Linked DNA regions of Homo sapiens: region 2 is linked to region 1. The links are chromatin contacts, found by POLR2A ChIA-PET in ENCODE. All regions are on one chromosome and are shown on one strand. Each heading gives the region's core, a stretch centred on a gene start or an enhancer-like site at or near the end of the contact. The rest is flanking DNA. Distances are from core to core; before and after follow the strand shown. Region 1 holds the start of CHAF1A (chromatin assembly factor 1 subunit A). Region 2 holds the start of HNRNPUL1 (heterogeneous nuclear ribonucleoprotein U like 1).

What was found. ChIA-PET counts read pairs that join two places held with the same protein, here RNA polymerase II (POLR2A).
Region 2: POLR2A ChIA-PET joins it to region 1 with 15 read pairs in T-cell. The contact joins the promoter of HNRNPUL1 here to the promoter of CHAF1A in region 1. POLR2A ChIA-PET finds 5 or more read pairs at or near these places in 2 of 52 experiments (AG04449 and T-cell).

What each region holds. Positions count from the first base shown.
Region 1 is chr19:4,399,389-4,406,163 of GRCh38, reverse strand. CHAF1A (chromatin assembly factor 1 subunit A) reads right to left here and starts at 3,524. Exons shown (of 15, transcript NM_005483.3): 1 at 3,350-3,524; 2 at 202-252. The coding sequence starts at 3,401. It overlaps SH3GL1 (SH3 domain containing GRB2 like 1, endophilin A2), which reads left to right and starts at 5,617. Exons shown (of 10, transcript NM_003025.4): 1 at 5,617-5,840. The coding sequence starts at 5,796. RefSeq lists enhancers at 2,371-3,066, 3,067-3,764, 5,427-6,256 and silencers at 3,277-3,556, 5,519-6,028, 6,089-6,138.
Region 2 is chr19:41,260,754-41,267,528 of GRCh38, reverse strand. HNRNPUL1 (heterogeneous nuclear ribonucleoprotein U like 1) reads right to left here and starts at 3,157. Exons shown (of 15, transcript NM_007040.6): 1 at 2,731-3,157. The coding sequence starts at 3,025. It overlaps AXL (AXL receptor tyrosine kinase), which reads right to left. Exons shown (of 20, transcript NM_021913.5): 20 at 5,763-6,775. RefSeq lists silencers at 2,632-2,681, 2,702-2,771, 2,862-3,101 and enhancers at 3,107-3,645, 3,646-4,185, 4,186-4,725, 5,082-5,171, 5,202-5,251.

The DNA of each region.
Region 1 (6,775 bases), core at 2,275-4,774:
CGTGCATAAGTGGAGGCCTCGGGGTTTACTTGTGGGAACCCCACGAGACATTACTGTGTGAAAAGCATTTTCCCAGCTTCCTGGTCTGAAGAAGGACTGTTTCTCTCCCCTCTAGCTCCAGGCTTCCACTGAGGTCTCCAACAAGAGACAAGGAAGACTATAAACTACGAACAACTCTTTAACCCATTTCCAAATAATTACCTTGTATTAACTTCTTAACTGGAAAAGCTGGTCTATCTTTGCAATCCATGGCTGCAAATAAAAGTGTCAAAGGGTAAACTGTTAAATTCTGCAAATAATCAAGTTAGCAAATACATATGTAGAGCCAATTATGTACAAGGTGGAGGCAATTCTGACCCCTCTGTCCTCGGGGGCCATTTGACACAGTCTAGAGATGTTTTTGGTTGTCATGATGCAGGGAGGGCTCAAAGGGATGCTATTCACATCCAGTGGGTAGAGGCCAGGGATTCTGCTAAATGTCCCACAATGCAATGCACAGCACACCACAATGAAGAATTATATGGGCCAAAAAAAAAAAATTTTTTTTTTTTTTTTGGAGACAGAGTCTCACTCTGTCGCCCAGGCTGGAGTGCAATGGCACAGTCTCAGCTCACTGCAACCTCCGCCTCCTGGGTTCAAGCGATTCTCCTGCCTCACTCTCTCAAGTAGCTGGGACTACAGGCGCATGCCACCACTCTCGGCTAATTTTTGTATTTTTAGCAGAGACGGGGTTTCACCATGTTAGCCAGAATGGTCTCGAACTCCTGACCTCGTGATCCACCCGCCTCAGCCTCCCAAAGTGCTGGCCACGGCGCTTGGCCTCAAAATGTTAATAGGTTGAGAAATCCTACCCTAGACACTGTCATGTCTTGTTTTATTTTCTTTGTGGCATTTAATCTGAAACTTTCGTGTTTATTACGTCTCTCTGGAAACAAAATGCCAACTCTATGACAGCAGAAAGACTTGTTCCATGCTGCACCTATGGTACCTGGTTAGGGTCTGGAATAAATCAGAAAGCCAACTAAGAGAGTAACCGGAACTGTTTCATGAAATGAAAGTGGAATGAGTAAAAGTAGGGAGGAGAGAAAACATCAGATTACCTATTTCATTCCCATGATCCCCAAACATCTTCCTCCAACCCAAGCCCCCATACCACCACCAAATCTGTAAAATCAGAAAAGGGATCCTTTTCTTTTTAAAGAGAATTCATGAAGGTACCACAATTTAAAGCACTTTGAGCTTGCCAGGCAGGAGCTGAAGTGCTGTCAAGAGAAGATAAGACAAAATATTTTCCTGCAAAAAAAATCTCAAGAAACCATCTAATAATATCAAAGCAGATGCAGCAGTGATCATAAATAGAAGCGAGTCTTTAGATAAATACCTTAAACAGAGTAAGTTTAGGAAGCTCACACTTACCAGGAGATCTGGCTTGGCAAAACCTAGTTTAGTTATTTTGGTTAATCTACGTATGTTTTGTAAGCATTACATAAAAGTGAGTACTTTTTAAAAGCAGACTGGGGCTTCCTAAAAAACTCCATCGTCCATACATGAAACCACCCCTCACCCACCGCCCCAAGCTTAGTGAATAAGAAAAGGTACTGAGAAAATTCATGTTTCCTTTCTAGCCACTTCAAAGAAATAAAGACAGTATCATTCTCAAGTGTCCACTTACCAAAAGCCATGGATTTCTACCCCCTAACTGAAGGATATGATTTTTAGTCACTTAACTTTATTTTCGAGACAATCACAAAAATCTATTTGTGTGGCTTTGAGTCACTAGCTTTGGTGCAAGTGGAACAGAAACAACCTCATTAAAAACAGGACCCACCCTCATTAAAAAATCTTGTATATAAAACGGGACACTCCCAATCCAGAGATCCAAAGATACACACGATTAACACATATGTGTGTATAAAGTTACTAACTGCTCTTTATTCTGCGATTACATCCTTTCTAATTTTATTTGGCACTAAAATATACTTTCCTTTCATGATAGCATGGTCCTAGCGAGTAGCGATTTTTTTTTTTAAAGTTAAATATCCTGGCCAGGCATGGTGGCTCATGCCTGTAATCCCAGCATTTTGGGAGGCCAATGCAGGTGGATTACCTGAGGTCAGAAGTTCGAGACCAGCCTGCCCAACATGGTGAAACCCCGTCTCTACTAAAAAATACAAAAATTAGCCAGGCATGGTGGTGCAGGCCTGTAATCCCAGCTACTTGGGAGGCTGAGGCAGAAGAATCGCTTGAACCAGAGAGGCAGAGGTTGGGCAACAGAGCAAGACTCAGTCTCAAAATAAATAAATAAATAAAGTTAAACATCCTGACTTAAAACATCACAGCTCCACGACAGTACCAACTTTATATTAATTTTATGTCTCCGGGAAATCCCACAGGCTAGAAGGAACTACAGCCATGATTTTCAGCCAAGGCGGAATCTGCCCCATAGGGGACACAGGGCAATGGTATTTCTGGCTGTTACTAAGGCATGGTGAGAGGGGCTGCTACTGGCCTGCAAAAGGCGGAGGCCAGGGATGATGCTTAACACCCTGCAGTGCCGTGCCCAGGACGGCAACAAATATCAACACTGCTGAGGCTGAGAAACTGGACTGGCGTCCATTCTAGCCCTTCATTCGTTCACGTTATTTACTGAGCACCTACTATGTGCCAAAGCGTAATGCCAAGTGCTGCCAAAGCGTTATGTAATGCAGAGTCCAGCAAGGGAGAGGGACAGTCTGGTCTTCCTTGGTTCACCCTCCCACGTTTCAGGAGGCCTGTGGTGGGCTCCAAAGACCCCATTCCAAGGCACACGGAGGAGGAAGTCACGGTGCATATCAGGAAGGAGCAAGAACTCGGGAGTCCCACCCTCCTGGCCATCTCTACCATCTGGGCCTCTTCTTACCCGGGCTTACCCCGACCCTCAGCGGCATCGGTACTGGTCCCCGAGCCCGTGCGACCTTGGGCCTCAGTTTCCCCACCCGCTGCAAGGTCCAACATGGTCAAGGGACACAAACGCATCCAGTAACCTGCAGGGCAAGCCCTTTCGCTTCCCTGGGCCTCAGTTTCCCCTCTCGGCCCCTCCGACCCACCGCCCCAGAGAGTCCTGGAGGGACGAACTGACGCAAAAGCGCCGGAAACAAACAATATGGTCGCGGCTACAACAATAACGTCAACAAGGGTGCCCTTGGGGACGCCAGGCCCTCGCTGGGGATGAGAAGGCCCCAGGGGGTGAACGCCCGGCCCGCAGGACCAGGCTTGGCGCCCGGAGGCCCGTCCGCCTCCCATCGCCGCCTCGGCCCGTCCAGGCCGCGCGCCGCGCCCCCCCTTCCCCTCGGCGCGGGCCCGAACCGACCTGTGGCGGCTCCCCTGGCGCCGGGCGCCCCGCACTCCAGCTCCTCCAGCATCGCCCCGGCGGCAGCTCGACCTCCTCTCAGGCGGCGGAGGCGCGGGCTCCCCTCAGGCGGCCGCTGCTCTTCGCCCTCCCGCCCGCGCCGCTGCTGCCGCCGCGGCCGCCGCGCTCGTATTTGGCGGGAACCGCGGCGACCCCCGCAGTCCGCGCGCCAATTGGGCGAGCCCGGGTCACGTGACGGCCCGCCTCGGGAATTGAGGGGCGCCGGGGGCATCCTCGCGAGATCCGTGACTTCCATTCCTCCCAGGGCTCGCCCATTGACATATCCGCGAGGGACTGGGCTTCCCCTCGGAGGCCTGTCATTGGCTGGGAGGAGCTGCCCTGCGATTGGAGGAAGGAGGTGTCAAGCTCATTGCTCTGCGCTGCGACTGGCTGATCGCGTGGGATAGTCCCTAAGAGGAGGGAGGCCCAGGCTCTTACGTCACCAGAACATTTTACGCAAGGCGCAGATGACAACTTGAAAGTGGGATTTAGATGAGGAACCTGGAGTTTTGAGTTTATCCTAATGGGACATCGGCTAAATATAGCAACAGCAATTAAAATTATAAATTGCTTTCTACAAGAACAATAAAACGAAGTCTGGGGAGCGCTTCGGAAGTATTTGACATTCAGTAAATAACATGTAGAATGAGTGAACGAAATGGACGAAATGGATCGTTTCTGGTTTAATCCTCAGGAAATTGGCACATGCTGTTTTCTCTGCCTAGAACAATCTTTTCGCAGCTCTTTTCCTGGCTAATTTATACTTTTCAGATCTTAGATCGTCACCCCAGGAAGCCTTTTCTTCCCCAACCCTGACAATATCAAGTGCCTACAACACTGTTCTTTTCCTTAAAGCAATTACAGCTGTGTCTATTTATTAGTTTGTTATTTGACTAATGAATTAATTTCTGCCTTTTGTCATTAGTTCTGGCGAGGGTAGGACTCATTCCTCACTGGAACCCCAGGACCTGTTAGTAACTGATCATATTTACCAGGTCAATAAATGTTTGAGTGAATGTATAAATATTTGATTGAACTGTGTAGATCAAGCAGATTAAAAGCCTCACACAAAACAGAGAACTTCAGTGTCAGCCTGTGAGTGTAGAAACAGGTTTTCTTTCTTTCTTTCTTCCTTCCTTCCTTCCTTCCTTCCTTCCTTCCTTCCTTTCTTTCTTTCTTTTTTCTTGAGACGGAGTCCCTAGTAGCTGGGACCACAGGCGCCCGCCACCACGTCCGGCTAATTTTTTCTATTTTTTAGTAGAGACAGGGTTTCACCGTGTTAGCCAGGATGGTCTCAATCTCCTGACCTCGTGATCCGCCCACCTAGGCCTCCCAAAGTGCTGGGATTACAGGCGTGAGCCACCGCCCCTGGCCCTGAATTGCATTCTAGAAGCATCTTTCTGGCTGCCATGACAAGGAAGAATTGGAGGGGAGGACTGGTGGAAAGTATGGTCAAGGCATGAAGACAGACCTAGATGTCTAGATGTGTCACGTGGGCAACTGAATGGATGAACACAGGACAGAGAGAGAGAGGAAGAGAGGTGGCCGGGCACGGTGGCTCATACCTGTGAGACCAGTACTTTGGGAGGCTGGATTTGGTGGGGGGGTTGGGGGTTGGATCACCTGAGGTCAGGAGTTCGAGACCAGCCTGGCCAACATGGCGAAACACTGTCTCTACTAAAAATACAAAAATTAGCCTAGCATGGTGGTGCGCGCCTGTAATCTCAGCTACTTGGGAGGCTGAGGCAGGAGAATCGCTTGAACCCGGGAGGCGGAGGTTGCAGTGAGCCGAGATCACGCCACTGCACTCCAGCCTGGGAGACAAAGCAAGACTCCGTCTCAAAAAAAAAATAAATAAATAAATAAAAATGGGAGGGGGCTGAACACTTAGACGAACTGGATTTAGCTAAGATGAGTAAACAGGAATCTGAAGAATCGTAAGCAGGGGCCCCTTCTACTTCCCAACCTCCCTGGCCAGGTTTAAACTAAGCGCGTTTTCCAAGACGTTAGGGTCACCTCCACGACTCCAGGGGGCGCTGCAACTGCTACGGCCCCTCTAGGCTCGCCCCGCTCAACTCACTGACAGAGGCGGCCTCTCCCGCGGTAGACAATGTGCACGTGCGCTCTTCAGCCGGCAGAGGGCGCGCGTGCGCAGACGGGGCCGGGGGCGCGCGCGGGGGCCGGGGGCGCGCGCGGGGGCCGGCACCGGAAGCGTGCGGTTGCCATGTAATATCCTGGCCGCGCGGGCGCGCGAGCGGCTGAGGCGGCGCCGGGGCGGGCGCGGAGCTGGCAAGCGGGTGGCGGAGGCGGCGCCGACGGGGACTGCTGAGGCGCGCAGAGGGTCGGCGGCGCCCGGGAGCCTGTCGCTGGCGCGGTCCGGGCGGGAGGCTCGGCGGCGGGCGGCAGCATGTCGGTGGCGGGGCTGAAGAAGCAGTTCTACAAGGCGAGCCAGGTGAGCGCAGGCCCAGGCGGGAGCCGAGTACCGGGCCCCGGGCTGCCCGGATGAGGGAGCCAGGCCCGACCTGGCCCGGGAGGGGGCCGGGGGGACCGAGGTGGGGACGTTGGCGCGTGTCCCCTGCCAGGTGGGAAGACCAAGGGACGGACGGGGGCGACGAGGTGGCCCAGGCCCTGCCCGCCATGCGGGCTCCAGAAGCGGGGACAGAGCCCCTGGGAGGAGGGGAGAGGCACCCTGGGCTGCCCAGGGACGCGGACCTCTCCCCTCCTTCTCTCCGCTGCAAAGGCGGGGTGCGGGGAGAGAAGGGGAAGAGAGGAGTCCCGAGGCTGTCGACACAGGACTCTTGCCAGATAACCCAGAGCCAGGGAAAAGTTGCGTCTAGAGCAGTTACGTTCAAAATCCTCTGGATGGGCAAGGTACAAAGTTGAAAAGGTAGAGGAAGAAGTCAGTTTCCCCTCTCTGCTCCTCGGGCAGCCAGCCCTTCTCCCCAGAGACAAGCGACTGTCATCGACTCCGTATGTCCCTTTCCTAAGATACGTGTGTGCCTTTCCTTTAAAAACACGTACCCTGTGATAGCATATGCCACAGAATCCTGTGTGCTGTGTTTTTCATTGCTTGGAGATCACACTGGAGCGGGATTTCTCCCCCTCCGTCGGCACTGTTGACATCTGGGGCTGGATTGTTCTCCGTGGTGGGGCCGTCCTGGGCACTGCGGGGTGCTGAGCAGCGCCCCTGGCCTCCACCCACTCCGGGCCAGGAGCACCCCCAAGTCGTGACAACCAAAAATATCTTGAGACATCACCGTGTGTCCCCTTAGAATCAGTCCTCCTTCCCTCCCTTCGTTCCTTCCTTCCTTCTTTCCTTCCTTCCTCCCTCCCTCCTTGCCTCTCTCCCTCCCTCCCTTCTCTTCTTTCCTTCCTCCCTTCCTTTCC
Region 2 (6,775 bases), core at 1,908-4,407, about 37 Mb before region 1:
CGGTCTGTTTACCAAGGTTGAAGGAGGGCTTAAGGGAGGCATGAAGGGGGCTCAAAGGACTTTGTTGTAGCAAGTAAGGGAGAGAGGAAGAAATAGCATTATCTCCTTAATTGGAATATGGGGCCCTTTCAAACTATTCTGCTGCTTCCAGGCTCCAAGCACAATGCTCCTCTTCCCACAAAGCCTCTTTTCCCCAGCATCTCTCTCCTGTGTTCACAGAGGCAGCCCCTCCTGGAGAAGCTATAATTCTAGGGTCCTTCTCCATTCTCTAAAACATCCCTCTTCTCATAAAAGGCAGGCCCAGTGATAAGCCCTTCACATGTGATCTCATTCATAACACCCCTCAGGGGTTGGAGGGGCTGTGAACACACTATTTGTTGATTAACCCCATTTTACACATTAAGGAAACCAGGCCCACAGAGGTGAAGTGACTTGCCAATATCTTTAAGCCAGATTTGAAACGAAGTCTGTCTTAGTCTAGAGTCTACGCTCCAAAGCACCTAATTCGCTTTCCTCTCAGAGATGACTCTCTGCCCAGACCACCAGGTCACTACTAACCCACTACCCTTTCTTGCTAGGCATTCCTGCCACGATCCCTCCTGCTCTAGACACACACACAGGCCCACTCCTTTCTTCACAAGTCTCTGCAATGGGAAGTCCTCTTTCCAGCACCTGGGTCCTCGATAATCTCTAGGCCACTGCCTACCCCAAATCCACACTCCTCCCTCCGGGAAATTCTCTTATGAACAAGTATCCAATTCCAACCCCAAATCCTGTCTCTTCTGTTACCTCATTTCTCTCCTTATCCCCTTAGCCCCAAGTCCCAGGGTGCCCTCTTTTCAGAAAAACTCCACAAACTCTTACGCCAGAATCCCTTCTACTTACTCCTTAACCTTTCCAGTCCCCCCATTTCCCAGTCCTACTAGAAAGCTGCCCTGAGGCCTGGTGCAGTGATTCACGCCTGTAATCCCAGCACTTCAGGAGGCCGAGGTGAGATCACCTGAACCCAGGAGTTCAAGACCACCCTGGGCAACATAGCGAGACCCCCCATCTGTATTTAAAAAAAAGAGAAAGAAAGCTGCTTTTTTCTTTTTTGAGACGGAGTTTCACTTTTGTTGCCCAGGCTGGAGTGCAATGGCGTAATCTCGGCTGACTGCAACCTCCCCCTCCCAAGTTCAAGCGATTCTCCTGCCTCAGCCTCCCGAGTAGCTGGGACTACAGGCGCACACCACCAGATCCGGTTAATATTTGTATTTTTAGTAGAGACAGGGTTTCACTATGCTGGCCAGACTGGTCTTGAACTCCTGACCTCGTGATCCGCCCGCCTCGGCCTCCCAAAGTGCTGGAATAACAGGCGTGAGCCACTGCACTCGGCCCGAAAGCTGCTTTTTTTCTAACTGAAGATTCACGCCGTCCCATATCAGGTTTTCCTCTCCTCAGACAACCGCAGGTCTACCCGAACCCATTCCCAGAGTCACAGCTCCTGGCTGATGAAGAGTTCCGTGCTGCTCCCCGAGGGCCCCCACTCCCTGGGTACACAAATAACTGCTTCTGGGAACCGTCGAGATTTCTCCTGGAGACGCTCAGGTCCAGAAACATTCCCCACACTCCACTCTGAGGCCTCCAGTGAAGTCAACAGGTTTCTTTCTCTTTGCTCCCTACGGCCTCCCCCCTCCCCATATTCGCTAAGCCAGATACGTACTCCTGTGCTGGACACAGGATCCTCTGTCTCCCGCCACATATTTCATCCACTTGGAATGTTACCAACTCATCTGCCCCCATCCCACCCCCAGCTACCCTCTGTTCTCCAAAAACCCCACAGTTAGCTCCAGACCAGTCAGCAGCAGCCTCAAGAGTTATTTGCCCTCAGTTTTCTTAGCTCTAGACCCCCAGATCCTTTGTCCAGGAAAGCATCCTCTCCCCCGCCAGCCTCTGGACACCAGGGCTCCCTATACCTCTTCTAGAAGCCAACCAGAAAGTCCCCAGATCTCCCAGCACCTAATGTCCAGGCTGTGCCTGCTTCAAGGGTGGCCTTCCAGCCCCGGAAGAGAGATGGGGGTGCCCCCTAGTTCAATCTCCCGCAGCCCCTAAATGCTCACTAGCCAAACTCCAAAGCACTGAGTCCATTAGGACCCTCCCCAGCCACAGACACCAGCGCCTCCACCTCTCCCACCCACCCCCGTACCCAAATAGGAGAACGCCCAGGATCGCATCCAGCGGCATATTCCAGGATCCTCCTTCCTCAGAACTCTCGCAGCCCCGCACACCTGGACATTCCTTCCCCACCCTGGAAACACGGCTCCCCACCCCCCAGCCCACACGCTGGGCTAGCACGACCGCCAAGCCCACGGAGCTCCGTACCCTAGGATCCCCATTTTCGAGACCCTCCCCAACCCAAACGGAAAACCTCTTGTTCTTCCGACTCTCTTCGGCTCCAGAAAGCAGTTTCCGGTCTCCGATCCCTACGGTACGGAATCCTCCCCGCCACCCCCGTCCCTCACCTCCGAAACCCAGAGGCCCCTCCCCCAGTGTCCCCCCTGCACTGAGTGTCAGGATCCACCCTCCGGTCGTGCTGGGGCCCTGGTCCCCAGATCCTTTTCGGCGGCGGGTAGCGGGATCCCCCGATCCTCAGGTCGTCTCCCCGACCTCAGGCGCTGGACTCCCGCGTCCCACAGCCCTTTCCTCGGCCCAGGCTCCGGGCTCCCCGGCCCCCGCCCCGCGCACTCTCACAATGTCCGTCCGGCCCCGAGTAGCCGCCGGGCTCCGCGTGCGGCTGCAGCCCGGGCGGCGGTGGCTGCGCGGTCCCCTCCAGCTCGGAGCCCCCCTCGGTCTCGACCTCCTCGTTGATGTGCCCGGGTCGCCCCGGTTCGTCGTCGGCGTCGAGCTCCCGCTCGTCGTCAGGCTCCTCGGCCTCCAACGCCGCCTGCAGCCGCTCAGCAAGCTCGGCCTTGAGGCCTCGAGTGTCCAGGCCGCGGCGCTGCAGCTCCTCGCGAAGTTCGTTCACCTTCAGACGGCGCACATCCATGGCCCGGGCCCCCGGGGTGGCCCCCGAGCCCGGCCCGGCCTCCCAGGGCTCTGTCCCCCTTAAACCTTTCCTGTCAGGAGGCGAAGGGGGAAAGGGGGGGGGCCCACTCCAATGGCGGCAGCGGCTCAAAATGGCCGCCGCCACCGCCTCCCCCCTCACTCGTGCCTCGTCCGATGTTACATGAGTGCCAATTGGTCAGTGCGTGGGGCAACGGGCGCGGGCCCGGAAACCTAGCCAATCAGAGCGCCGTTTTCAAAACAACGGCCACGAGAAGGCCTAGGAGCTACTGGGGAGGAAGCGTTGGCCTACGTCGAAGCCGAGGCCGGAGCGGAGGGCGGGAAAAGGCAGGAGGCGGAGCGCTTGCTGATTGGGTAACTCTCGCGCGCCGGCTGCCGTAAGGTCCAATGAAAATAAGGGAGTAACAATTTGGTCCAATCAACGGTAAGATCTCAGAATGAGTGTCCCACGGCCTTTCCTGCGCAGTCCTTTCATCAAACTAAGTGTCTCTGTAACACACATTCCGATTGGTGTACATCTCCCGCCCCTTGAGGAGTCCGAGCGGGTAAAACCACTAGAACCAATCAAATGGAGGGTCGGCAGAAACCCCTCCTTCCTGTTGCCTTTAAGAAACCGGAAAGAGATGAATTCACCAGGAGCCCGCCCCTTGCCGTTAGGGCGGTTTCAAAACAATCTGCCCACCAATCGCAGTTATTGTCTTAGCTCACTAAAGCTGGTAGCGATGGCTCATTTTAGGAAAAGTTCACCAGATTGGCCGTGCTTCAGAGGACTGCCTCACAAATTTCGCTGTAGGAGGAGGTATACGAAATAGAGATTAAGTGGATACACAGTTCGTAATCTGGAAGGAACCCAGTTGCCTTTAGGAAAAGCAAAATTTTGAGTTGAGAGAGTCCCGAAGGTTTGGCTATAGAAACTAGACTAACAACGGGAGGCAAGTTGTAAAGGACACGGCCTCCCCTTCCCTTGGGTAGTCCGCGGCCGCCTTGCTCTATGGTCGGGTACCTGACGTGGAACGGGCGCTCTGCACGCGACCATAGAGCCTTCCCCTCCCGAAAGACATCCAGAAGTTCACCGACCGCTCTCCCGAATCCTCTAATCGGCTGTTCCCGTAAATCGGGCTGTCTGGCGTCTGTACCGACAAGCTCAACCCCACGGATCCGTCATTAACCTTCGCGCTCAGGAATACAAAAGCCACAGAGCTTCCCAGTGTCTAACGCTGCACCACCTGTCGCCTCTAACTCAAAACAAAACTCGAGTAAGACGCAATCGGGATACATGATGCAGACTCCCACTGCCTCCTGAGCCACACGTTAAGCCCGCAAAAGCCACACACTATCTCTACTCAGACAAAGGCACACCCCGCAGTCGTAAACAAACAGGCGTGCGTCAGATCAGACGCATCCAGTTCTTTTTTTTGTTGTTCTTTTTTTTTTTTTTTTTTTTTTGAGACGGAGTCTCGCTCTTGTTACCCTGGCTGGAGTGCAGGGCCTCTATCTCAGCTCACCGCAACCTCCGCCTCCCGTGTTCAAGCGATTCTCCTGCCTCAGCCTTCCGAGTAGCTGGGATTACAGGTCCCCGCCACCATGCCCGACTAATTTTTGTATTTTTAGTAGAGACGGGGTTTCACCATGTTGGCCAGGCTGGTCTCGAACTCCTGACCTCAAGTGATCCGCCCGCCTCGGCCTCCCAAAGTGCTGGGATTACAGGCGTGAGCCACCGCGCCCGGCCCCAATTCCGATCTGCTTTGGGTAAGGCACCCCGCTGCAGTGTAGATGTGCCCACTACGGTCCGCAGAGGCAGGCGGCATCGAATAATAAAGATAACACAGGATAGTTGCACTACAAGCGAACACTACAGCAACCCAAACACACAGCACCCACTCAGCAGCGGGACAGACACTCACGTGGGCCCAGAGGTTCCAGTCCAGACACCCCGCCCCTCGCCCACGTCCGACTTCCTCTCTCTCTCTCTCCTCCCAGCTTCCCACAATGATTTGTTCTAAAAAAGTTTGTGGCCCGGATTGAACTGTCCCCGGTTCTCAGGAGCCGCCACTGGAGGGCGTCCGGGCGCTGCCAAGGGTTTCTCCATTTGCTGCCGGCCACACCCGCGAACGCCCGCTCGCGAGTGCGTGCCAGACACGGTGGGCTGGTCTTCGCTGGAGGCCCTTTGTGGGTCCGTGATGATCGGAGGTGTTCTGTGCCTGTGTTTCTATGTCAGTCTGAACGTTCGGGGTTGTGAGTACCTGTTGTACTCTACATGTCTCTTGAGTATTTGTGTCACTTGACTCTAGGTCTGTGTCTCTTCCTATTCGTGGCGGGTATCTGCCTGAGCATGTTTGTAAATATGCTTGTGTCTGTGTAATTCTGTGTGTCTGTGTTACTCTATGCGTCTGAGTTTCAGTCTCTGTATTTGTGACCAGGTCCTCCTGGGTGTGTCCATTAATTCATGTGTCTGTTAGTTTGCGGCGGAACAGGTGTGTGTGTGTGTGTGTGTGTCTGTGATCCTGGATCTGTATGCCAGTTCCTCACTGGGGGTTTCTGAGAACCTGCATCTCTTTGCTTGTATGTCTTTTTGTCTATCTGTGTGTTCATTTCTACCCTCTCTAGTGAGGACAGAATTCCAAGACCCTACCAAGCCCTTCTTTTTTCTGATGGGGGAACTGAATTGCCAGGGAATGGGGCCACATCACAGCTAAAAGGAGACAAGAGGAGACAGAAGCTCGTTGATATACAAAGTTTTATGTGACCTGAGCCCCTCTGGAGGCACCAGAGTCCACACTCTGTACTCAGAAGGTGAGGGATTGGCTCACGGGGGCAACATGGCCCGAAAGGTGGGAGATCGTCCATCCCCTGCGGGAAAGGAGGCATCCCTAATGCATTGCACAGGCTTGAAGGGGGCACACCCCCACAGTTGGGGAGGAGGAAGCAATGATAGCTAAGAAGGAGAGGGGCACCCCAAAGAATACTACAGTATAGGGTTAGAACCTTGAAATTGCACCTAATAGTCTAGACCTGTGGACCTTTAGAATCTTAGAAACTTAGAACATTTGAGTCTTAGAACTACAGTGCCTAGAACTATAAGATTTTAGAAATGTGGATTCTTGGACTCTTAACCATGGTCCTAGAGAGGCAGAATGCAGCAAAGAACCTAAAGGTGTCCAACATTAGAAATTATTAGAACTTTGGTGTCTAGTTAGTCACAACTGAGTGTGAGAGTCTTATAACTTAGATGCTTAGGATCCGGAATCTTGGACCAATGGAATCTAGAGTGCCTTGAAACAGAACAGACCGTTAGAATCTTATTTAATCATCTAGAATCTTGGAGCATCTGATCTAGAATCTTAGACACAGAGAATCTAAGATCTTAGAGTAAGTCTTAGAATATCACATCTTAGAACACCGGACCTTAGAAACTCCATCTTTAGACTCTTGGAACTTTTGAATTGCAGATTCTAGAGCTTTCGACCCTTAGGATCTAGGATCTTATACAAGAGAATCTATTATCATAAAGCCTCAGAAACTATAATTGATCATCATTAGAATCTTAGAACTTGAGAAGATAACATTTTGAAGCCTTATGATCTAGAGCCTTACAGCCAGAGAATCTAGACTCTCAGAGCCTTAGAACATCACATTTTAGAATCCTAGGCCTTAGAACCTCCATGTCTAGAACTATAGAATCTTTAGAATCTATAATCTTACATTTTAAGGACTCTGAACTCTAGAAGAATAA